2 separate regions of the Homo sapiens genome follow, and region 1 is linked to region 2. A link is an interaction called in ENCODE POLR2A ChIA-PET data of the cell type or tissue named here. Cell type or tissue: OCI-LY7. All regions are shown on one strand. Links, peaks and the distances in the headings refer to the core of each region. The heading gives the core; the rest is flanking DNA.

Region 1 (4,391 bases), core at 84-4,083, 72 kb after region 2:
CCGGAAGGCGGAGCTTGCGGTGAGTGGAGATCGCGCCACTGCAGCCTGGGCGACAGAGCGAGCCTCCATCTCAAAAAAAAAAAAAAAAAAAAAGAAACTAAAACCTGTCAAACCATGATATTTCTCTACTCAAAACCTTCCAAAGGCTTTCCATCTCCGTTGGAGTGAAAGGCAAAGGCTTTGCAGTTCCCTACAAGGCCCTACACAAACTGCCTGCCCAACTCCCTACTCCTTTCTAATGGCTAAAACAGAGGCTGGCAAAGAATATTCACTCTTTTGTTTTGTTTTTTGTTTCTGAGCCTGTCGCCCATGCTGGAGTGCAGTGGCATGATCTTGGCTCACTGTAGCCTTAACTTCCTGGGCTCAGGTGATCCTCCCACCTCAGCCTCCCCAGTGTCTGGGACTACAGGCATAGATCACCAAGCCCAGCTAATTTTTGTATTTTTTGTAGAGACAACATCTCACTATATCACCCAGGTTAACAACAAAGTATTTAAAAAAAAACAAAACTCTGTTTTTTCTTTGTTACCTGGATTCAATGTCAGACAAAGAGATGTCACTCCAACTTCCTTCTAAATCTACATCTTGTCCAAGTTCATGGAATTTCTTGTGGATTTCCTGTCGTAAAAGCTCCTTAAGCTCTGCTAGACACTGAGTGAACTATGAAAGTGAAAAAAAGAACTATTTTGTTAATTCATTTTATTTTATTTATTTATTATTATTATTTTTGAGACGGAGTTTGACTCTTGTTGCCCAGGCTGGAGTACAATGGCACTATCTTGGCTCACTGCAACCTCTGTCTCCTGGGTTCAAGCGATTCTCCTGCCTCAGCCTCCCAAGTAGCTGGGATTACAGGCATGCCCCACCACACTCAGCTAATTTTGTATTTTTAGTAGAAACAGGGTTTCACCATATTGGTCAGGCTGGTTTTGAACTCCCGACCTCAGGTGATCCACCTGCCTCAGCTTCCCAAAGTGCTGGGATTACAGGCGTGAGCCATCATGCCTGGCCCATTTTATTTATTCATCAAATATTTACTAAGTATATGCTGAAAGGCATTTTATTTATTGCTGGGAACACAAAGATGAATAACCTGCACCCCTGCTAGTAAGGACATGTTAACAGAAAATTACATGAGCGGGAGGAACAAATAGAAATTTTTTTAGGGCAGAACATCAGTGAGCACTGCTCTAGCCACTTTTCTCTGACTAGAGCCAACTTCTTCTTTTTTATTTTTTTTTGAGACAGAGTCTTGCTCTGTCTCCAGGCTGGAGTACAGTGGCGTGATCTTGGCTCACTGCAACCTCCGCCCCCTGGGTTCAAGCCATTCTCCTGCCTCAGCCTCCTGAGTAGCTGGGACTACAGGCGCACACCACCACGCCCAGCTAATTTTTGTATTTTTAGTAGAGATGGGGTTTCACCACGTTGGCCAGGATGGTCTCGAACTCCTGACCTCGTGATCTGCCCGCCTTGGCCTCCCAAAGTGCTGGGATTACAGGCGTGAGCCATCATGCCTGGCTGCCAACTTCTTCAACAATGCAATACTCTATTTTATTTTATTTTATTTTATTTTATTTTATTTTATTTTATTTTATTATTTTATTTTTTTTGAGACGGAGTCTTGCTCTGTCACCCAGGCTGGAGTGTAGTGGCATGATCTCTGCTCACTGCAACCTCTGCCTCCCAGGTTCAAGTGTTTCTCCTGCCTCAGCCTCCCGAGCAGCTGGGATTACAGGCGCTTGCCACCACGCCTGGCTAAATTTTTGTATTTTTAGTAGAGATGGGGGTTTCACCGTGTTGGTCAGGCTGGTCTCGAACTCCTGACCTTGTGATTTGCCAGCCTTAGCCTCCCAAAGTGCTGGGATTAGAGGTGTGAGCCACTGCACCCGGCCTGATGATGATTATTATTAGTTTTTTGTTTGTTTGTTTGTTTGGGAAGACATAATTAATGAGGCAAGACCTCAGAAAGGCCATAGGGGAAGTCAACAAGTGTACACAGAGCAGGGCTAACTTTGGAGAAGAGAAAAGACACCTGGCTGGGCACAGTGGCTCGCGCCTATAATCCCAGCAGTTTGGGAGGCTGAGGCGGGCAGATTACCTGAGGTCAGGAGTTCCAGACCAGCCTGACCAATATGGTGAAACCCCATCTGTACTAAAAAATACAAAAATTAGCCGGACGTGGTGGTGCACGCCTGTAATCCCAGCTACTCAGTAGACTGAGGCAGGAGAATTGCATGATCCTGGGAGGTGGAGATTGCAGTGAGCCAAGTTCGCGCCACTGCACTCCAGCCTGGGCGACAGATGGAGACCCTGTCTCAAAAAAAAAAAAAAAAAAAAAAAAAAAAAAAGAAAAGACACCTGATTTTCTAAAATAAAAGGAAAGATAATTAGTGTTGTAGCTGGGCACAGTGGCTCATGCTTGTAATCCCAGCACTTTGAGAGGCTGAGGCAGGAGGATCACGAGCCCAGGAGCTGGAGACCAGCCTGGGAACGGAAAAACCCTGTCTCTATAAAAGCTTAAAAATTAGCTGTGTGTGGTGGTGCATACTTGTGGTCTCAACTACTTGGGAGGCTAAGGTGTTGAGGCTGCAATGAGCCGTGATCACCCCATTGCACTTCAGCCTGGGTAACAGAGTCAGATCCTGTCTCAAAAGAAAAAAAAAAGAATAGGTGTTGCCATAGGTTAAGTCCAGAAGTGAGGGAGAGGTGTTCCAAAGGACTGTCTCCATCTTCTTGGTGAATTATGAGGTCTTACCATTTGTAGACAGTATGCAGTCTGGGGGCTTTCTTATTTTCTTTTATTATAAAAACTTCAGAAAACTAGTAAGAGGAAAATAAAGATTGCCTATAATTCCACTGGGCTCACTTTGGACCCATGTGAAACTGACCACAGCATCATCATCACATTTCTTTTTTTTTTTTTTGAGTCTCGCTCTGTCCCCCAGGCTGGAGTGCAGTGGTGTGATCTCGACTCAGTGCAACCTCCGCCTCCTAGGTTCAAGTGATTCTCCTGCCTCAGCCTCCCGAGAGCTGGGATTACAGGCACATGCCACCACGACCAGCTAATTTTTTGTATTTTTAGTAGAGAGAGGGTTTTGCCATGTTGCCCAGGCTGGTCTTGAACTCCTGAGCTCAGGCAATCCACCCACTTCAGCCTCCCAAAGTGCTAGGATTACAGGTGTGAGCCACCATGCCTGGCCTTCATCACATTTCTTGAAACCCCATTTTTACCTTCATTTGGTCAGGATCACAAAAGTCCAGAAGGGTGTCACAGACATGATAACCTAAGGACTTCAGATCTTCGATGGTAAAGTGGGTGTCTCTTTTATTACCTGGAAAAAAAAAAAACCCCGCAAACATTTCCAATTAAATCTTAGTGACTGAATGTAAATCTAATTTATGATTATCTTTTTAAAAATACCACCACTGGCCAGGCGGGGTGGTTTACGCCTGTAATCCCAGCACTTTGGGAGGCCAAGGCAGGCAGATCACGAGGTCAGGAGATTGAGACCATCCTGGCTAACATGGTGAAAGCTCGTCTCTACTAAAAAATACAAAGAAAATTAGCCGGGCGTGGTGGTGGGCGCCTGTAGCCTGTAGTCCTATCTCCTCAGGAGGCTGAGGCAGGAGAATGGCGTGAATCCGGGAGGTGGAGCTTGCAATGAGCTGAGATCGTGCCACTGCACTCCAGCCTGGATGACACAGCAAGACTGTCTCAAAAAAATAAAAATAAAAAATAAAAAAATACCACCACTGGCCAGGCACAGTGGCTCATGCCTATAATCCCAGCACTTTGAGAGACCAAGGCAGGCCCTTCACTTGAGCCTAGGAGTTCGAGACTAGCCTGGGCAACATGGTGAGACCTTGTCTCTACAAAAAATACAAAAATTAGCCTGACGTTGTGGCATGTGCCTATAGTCCCAGCTACTCAGGAGGCTGAGGTTGGAGGCTAAGGTGGGAGGATCGCCTGAGCCAGGGAGGCGAGGTTTCAGTGAGCTGGGATTGCGCCACTGCACTCCAGCCTGGGTAACAGAGGGAGACCCTGAAACAAAACAAAACAAAACAAAACAAAACAAAACAAAACACCTCTTATTCTAGAATATTATGCTTCAGGAGAGTGTAGCTCTCCTAGTTTTAGTTTGGTTCAGAAGAATCTTTGGCAATGAAAAAATTATAATCATGATGGTTCTAATTACTGGGGTTTTTACTTCATGTTAGGCACTATGGGAAGTGCACTCCATGCACCATCTCACTAAGCAGTACCTACAATGCAAGTACTATTATTATTGCAGTAAAAGGAAAATGAGGCTGGGCATGGTGGTTCATGCCTGCCATCCCAGTACTTTGAGAGGCCGAGGCAGGAGGATTGCTTGAGCCAGGGAGTTTGAGGC
Region 2 (4,391 bases), core at 282-4,281:
CAATGAGGTTTATTATACATTCTATTGGTGAGATGTAGAGAAACAGACATTCATACATTTTTAGTAGGAGGGTAAAATGACACAATTGGACAGTATCTACCAAGTTTAAAAATGTGCATGCCCTTTAAGTCAGTGATTTTACTTCTTGAAGAGATGTTTTTCAGATACATGCCCACTTGTTGGGAATTACATCTTATTCATTTTAGCATGGCTTGTAATAGCAAACAGTTTGTAATAGCAATGACGTGTTATTTATTGCAGCATTGTTTGTAATAGCAAAATACTGGAAATAATCTACATGTCCGGCAAAAGGACCAATAAATTATGATACATATATACAGTAGAATACGATGCATCCCTACAAAAGAATGAGGAATCATTTTGTATACTGATGAAATAATCGCTAAGAAATGCTGTTAGTTAAGTGAAATAAAAAACAAGGTGCACAACATACCACCATTTATGTGAAAAAATAAAAAGCATGCATTTGCTTATGTGTACTTGGAATGAATACCTCTGAGGGGATCTATTAGAAACCATTAACAGCAGTTGCTGTTAATATGTCTCCCATATTTTTCTTTTTTGTTTTTTTTGTTTTTTTTTGAGACGGAGTCTTGCTCTATCTCCCAGGCTGGAGTGCAGTGGCGAGATCTTGGCTCACTGCAAGCTCCGCCTCCCAGGTTCACGCCATTCTCCTGCCTCAGCCTCCCGAGTAGCTGGGACTACAGGCGCCTGCCACCACGCCTGGCTAATTTTTTTGTATTTTTAGTAGAGACAGAGTTTTACCGGGTTAGCCAGGATGGTCTAGATCTGACCTCGTGATCCGCCCGCCTCGGCCTCCCAAAGTGTTGGGATTACAGGTGTGAGCCACCGTGCCCGGCTGTCTCCCATATTTTTCACTGTTTCACCCCTTTGTAACTAAAATAACAAGAGGTGGGGAGAGCCACTATCTTTTTAAGCAGCTGCTCCATTCCTACCGGTTTCTATTCAACCTGAGATCAGCTGCAAGCCCTTAGCCTTTTTCTCAGGCACCTCTGGCAAACCAAACTTCCTATATCCTATGCTTATGCAGCTGATTTTTTTTTTTTAATCTAAATGCAGGTCTCTCCACTTACTCTTTTAAATTTCATCCTGCTGGTTTCAGCCCACTGTTTCAAGTTATTTTAGAATCTTGACTTTGAAATATTAGCTTTTCATCCCAACAGTGGTGCCTTCTGCAAATTTGGCAAGTGTAGTGGGCACTGACCACTACTAGGCTGACCAGGGTCTAGGAGCACAGAACTAGAGATACTTCCTCAGCAAGCTCTGCAGCAATCGGATAACCAACTGGGGTGAAGGAGCACAGCAGTTACATGAATCCACCTGACTGGGCAGTCTCTGAGATCGATATTTTCCTACTAGCCTCTTCAATCGTGAGACAATCAATGTCTAACTGGAAACAAGGAACACTATGTATGGCCCAAGGAATTTTCCTAGTGGCCTTCTGAGTAAATAAGTAACAAATTATTGTTGATATTTTTATCATTTTCGCCGCATCTTGTTCTTTGTGAAGATACCACTTATTTTTCTAGGTGTTCTCAAGCAAGGTGTTCTCAAATCCATGGTTTAATGTTATATTCTAGAATAGATTTTGAGGGAAATGTGCCCAGGATCTCCCTTTTCTTCTTTTTTGTCAGGGTATTTGCAGCTGTCCAGGACTGTGGCCCCTGTCCTTTTCGCCGCAGCTTTCATAGCCACATTGGCAAAGGTCCCTGGATCTTATCTGCAAAGGTCTGTCATCACCTTGGGATTTGCAGCTCATTTTGAATGGCTAGGTGGTTAGGTTTTCTCTTATCTTTTCTTCTATTTGGGGTTTAATGTCCTCTAACCCCTGTTTTGCTGAACTCTTCCCAGTCTGGAAGTGCTTTTCCTCGGGGGAGAAAGAGGAAAATCAGAGTTGAGTATTCTGCTTTCTCTGAAAACTGCCAACCTGACATCTTCATCCCCAGATGGAACCCTGTCTTCTCCTTTTTCCTCTTGCTTGAACATAACCAGCAATATCTTTTATTGTCTGCACCTTTTCCAAGTCTCAGTTTATCACGGACTTCACCTTTCCTTCCGTCTCTTGTACCCCACCTTTTAAATTTTGAACTTATCAGAGAGCTCTCTACAGAGCCACACTGGTTTCTTTGGCTCTCCTTTTCTCTGCACAGGGATTTTCAGCAAATGCGATAGCCTAATTTATCCCAGAGCTTCCTATCCCTCTTGTGCCATATTGCCATCTTGTCTCTAAACTTAGAATCATAACTTTTTTCTAACTTTTCAAATCATTTTTCTGGGATTATTTATTTATCCAATCATCCATTCATCCCATGCCCACATGCCCTTCCTTCCAAATCCAACTTTCTCCTTTGGTTCCTGTCTCATCAACAGCACCAGGGGAGTCTTTCCCCATCAGAAGGAAGGTTGGGGGAGCAGCTCCCTGGCAGCTTTTTCTTCCAGCTGAGAGGAAACTGTCATTGATGAATGTGAAGAGTTTATCAGCCACTCAGCGACTAGCTGGGCGAGACTGTAGTTACCAGGACAGGGCAGTCTCCAGCTCAGTGCCTGCTGCTCTCAGAGCACGTCAGGCAGTCAGATGTGTGCTTCCCTGGGGACACGACTTCCACGAGCTCATCTAGCAGTCTCACCCTCAACACCTGGTTTCCTCCAATTTGGCAGTGTGCTGTGGTGTAAAGCTTGCAGGATGTGGACTCCAATATACCCAGGTTTGCATTCTAGTTTTGCTATTTACTAGCAAGTCACTTAAATCTTTATCTCTGAGCTTCCATTTCTCTCACTTAAAAAGTGAGAAAAAGTGGCTATTATCAGGCTCATGGGGTGATTGAGCTGACATATGTATGTACCTGTGCATGGAAGGTTTCAAACACACCAGCTTCTGTGCTCAGCTTAGCTTCATGGAGTCTCACGTGTCACATGTTCTGGGTGAACTGTTGTTTTTTTCCCTTTCTATTAAAACTGTTTCTTTTGGACAGGGTGTAATGTATGTCTTTGCCCAGTGAACCTTCCTTGGATGAGCCATGCATCCCACTAGAAAACAGTCCAGCTCTGAGAAGAGTGTGGGGGCGGAGGACAGGAAACAGAACAGAACAGCAGAATGTATGTGGTTCTGGGGCTGACCCTGGACCTCTACCCCTTCAGATGGGCCTGTGACTCAGGCCTGGCTAGCGTCTCCCAGACACACCAAATGCTTTACAGATGGGTGTGTGTTTCAAGCCAGAGTCCTCCTGGGGATTTTTGCTGGAGCTCTCCAAAGTGATTTTGCTCTTTCTCTGGAATCACAAGCTCTAAGAAGCCATGTGAGTGGAGCTGCCAGCTGGCATCTTGTTGCCATGTGGAGAGCCCGTCGGAGAGGGAAACCAGCCGAGGGGTGGGAAGACCGAATCCCGATGCCCTTGTTTGAACCCCCAGATTCACCACTGGCCATTTTTATTACTTGAGCCAATGTAGCCAGTTTGAGTTGGGCTTCTGGGCATCTAACTAACTGTTGAGCATACAATGTTGATCCTTTCATTATTATAATAAAACCACGAGTTCCCTCCTCTCATTAAGATTCATACTTCACTCTTCGTTAAAATCTGTGCTCCGATCATCATGCAGAAAAATACTGGGACGCAATGCATGTGCGTGCCATATTAGAAATTCCAGATTTGCAGACCCATATCAGAATCTGGGCTTTGCTATTTACCACCAGTCTTGGGCAAATCAATGAACCCTTCTGAGTCTCACTTTTCCACTACTAAAATGGGAGCAGTATTTAGCTTATATGGCTGTTTTATGGGTTGGAGCTAATGGCGACATGGGCAGGGCACATGGTGAGCCATCACTAAATATTACTAGGTGGTAGGAACATTTATGTTATGTCAGTAGCTTTGACTCTGACTATGCTGAATCTATATAATTCCTACACTTTGTTCCATGTCACATCTCTTAGCTACCATGGTATCCAGGCTTATGGTGGCTTTGACCAAGGAGAGGAGAAGAACTTGCAGGCTTTTGAGAAAGATGGGAGATGAGGAGGTGGACAGAAATTTCAAAGTTCGATTGGGGGAGATGATGGAATTAGTCTTGTTTAAAACACTTGTGACTGCAGAACTTTACACCCACTTTCTATTTATAAATAGCCCTGTCTCTCAGCTCAGCTCCTCCTGCACAAGGCTTCCGTGGAAGACAACAGACACAGAGAGCAGCTGCCAGTGCGGCACAAATGTACAGAGCAGAGGCTGTTGGGGAACTGGGGCTGCATGTGGGCTTGGGGCGGAAGGATTAAAGACGCTAGGTCAAGAAATCTTGGCCGATTGCGGTGGCTCATGCCTGTAATCCCAGCACTTTGGGAGGCTGAGGCAGGCAGA

Evidence for each region. ChIA-PET counts read pairs that join two places held together with the same protein. Peaks named below come from ENCODE experiments on the same cell type or tissue, not always from the same donor. Only the 100,000 strongest peaks of a DNase experiment are listed, where the experiment ranks them.
Region 1: POLR2A ChIA-PET joins it to region 2 with 5 read pairs; 4 of 35 experiments call an interaction of 5 or more read pairs at or near these places.

The regions. Positions count from the first base shown.
Region 1 is chr11:47,676,742-47,681,132 of GRCh38, forward strand. It overlaps AGBL2 (AGBL carboxypeptidase 2), which reads right to left. Exons shown (of 19, transcript NM_024783.4): 13 at 3,232-3,332; 14 at 530-660. Among named protein-coding and RNA genes, the nearest start is that of MTCH2, 36 kb to the left of the region's middle. RefSeq lists a silencer at 3,396-3,690. In OCI-LY7, for the core only: no CTCF peak of the experiment used is centred there; no DNase peak of the experiment used is centred there.
Region 2 is chr11:47,604,346-47,608,736 of GRCh38, forward strand. It overlaps a transcript of MTCH2 not described here. Among named protein-coding and RNA genes, the nearest start is that of C1QTNF4, 12 kb to the left of the region's middle. In OCI-LY7, for the core only: no CTCF peak of the experiment used is centred there; a DNase peak (open chromatin) is centred at 2,656.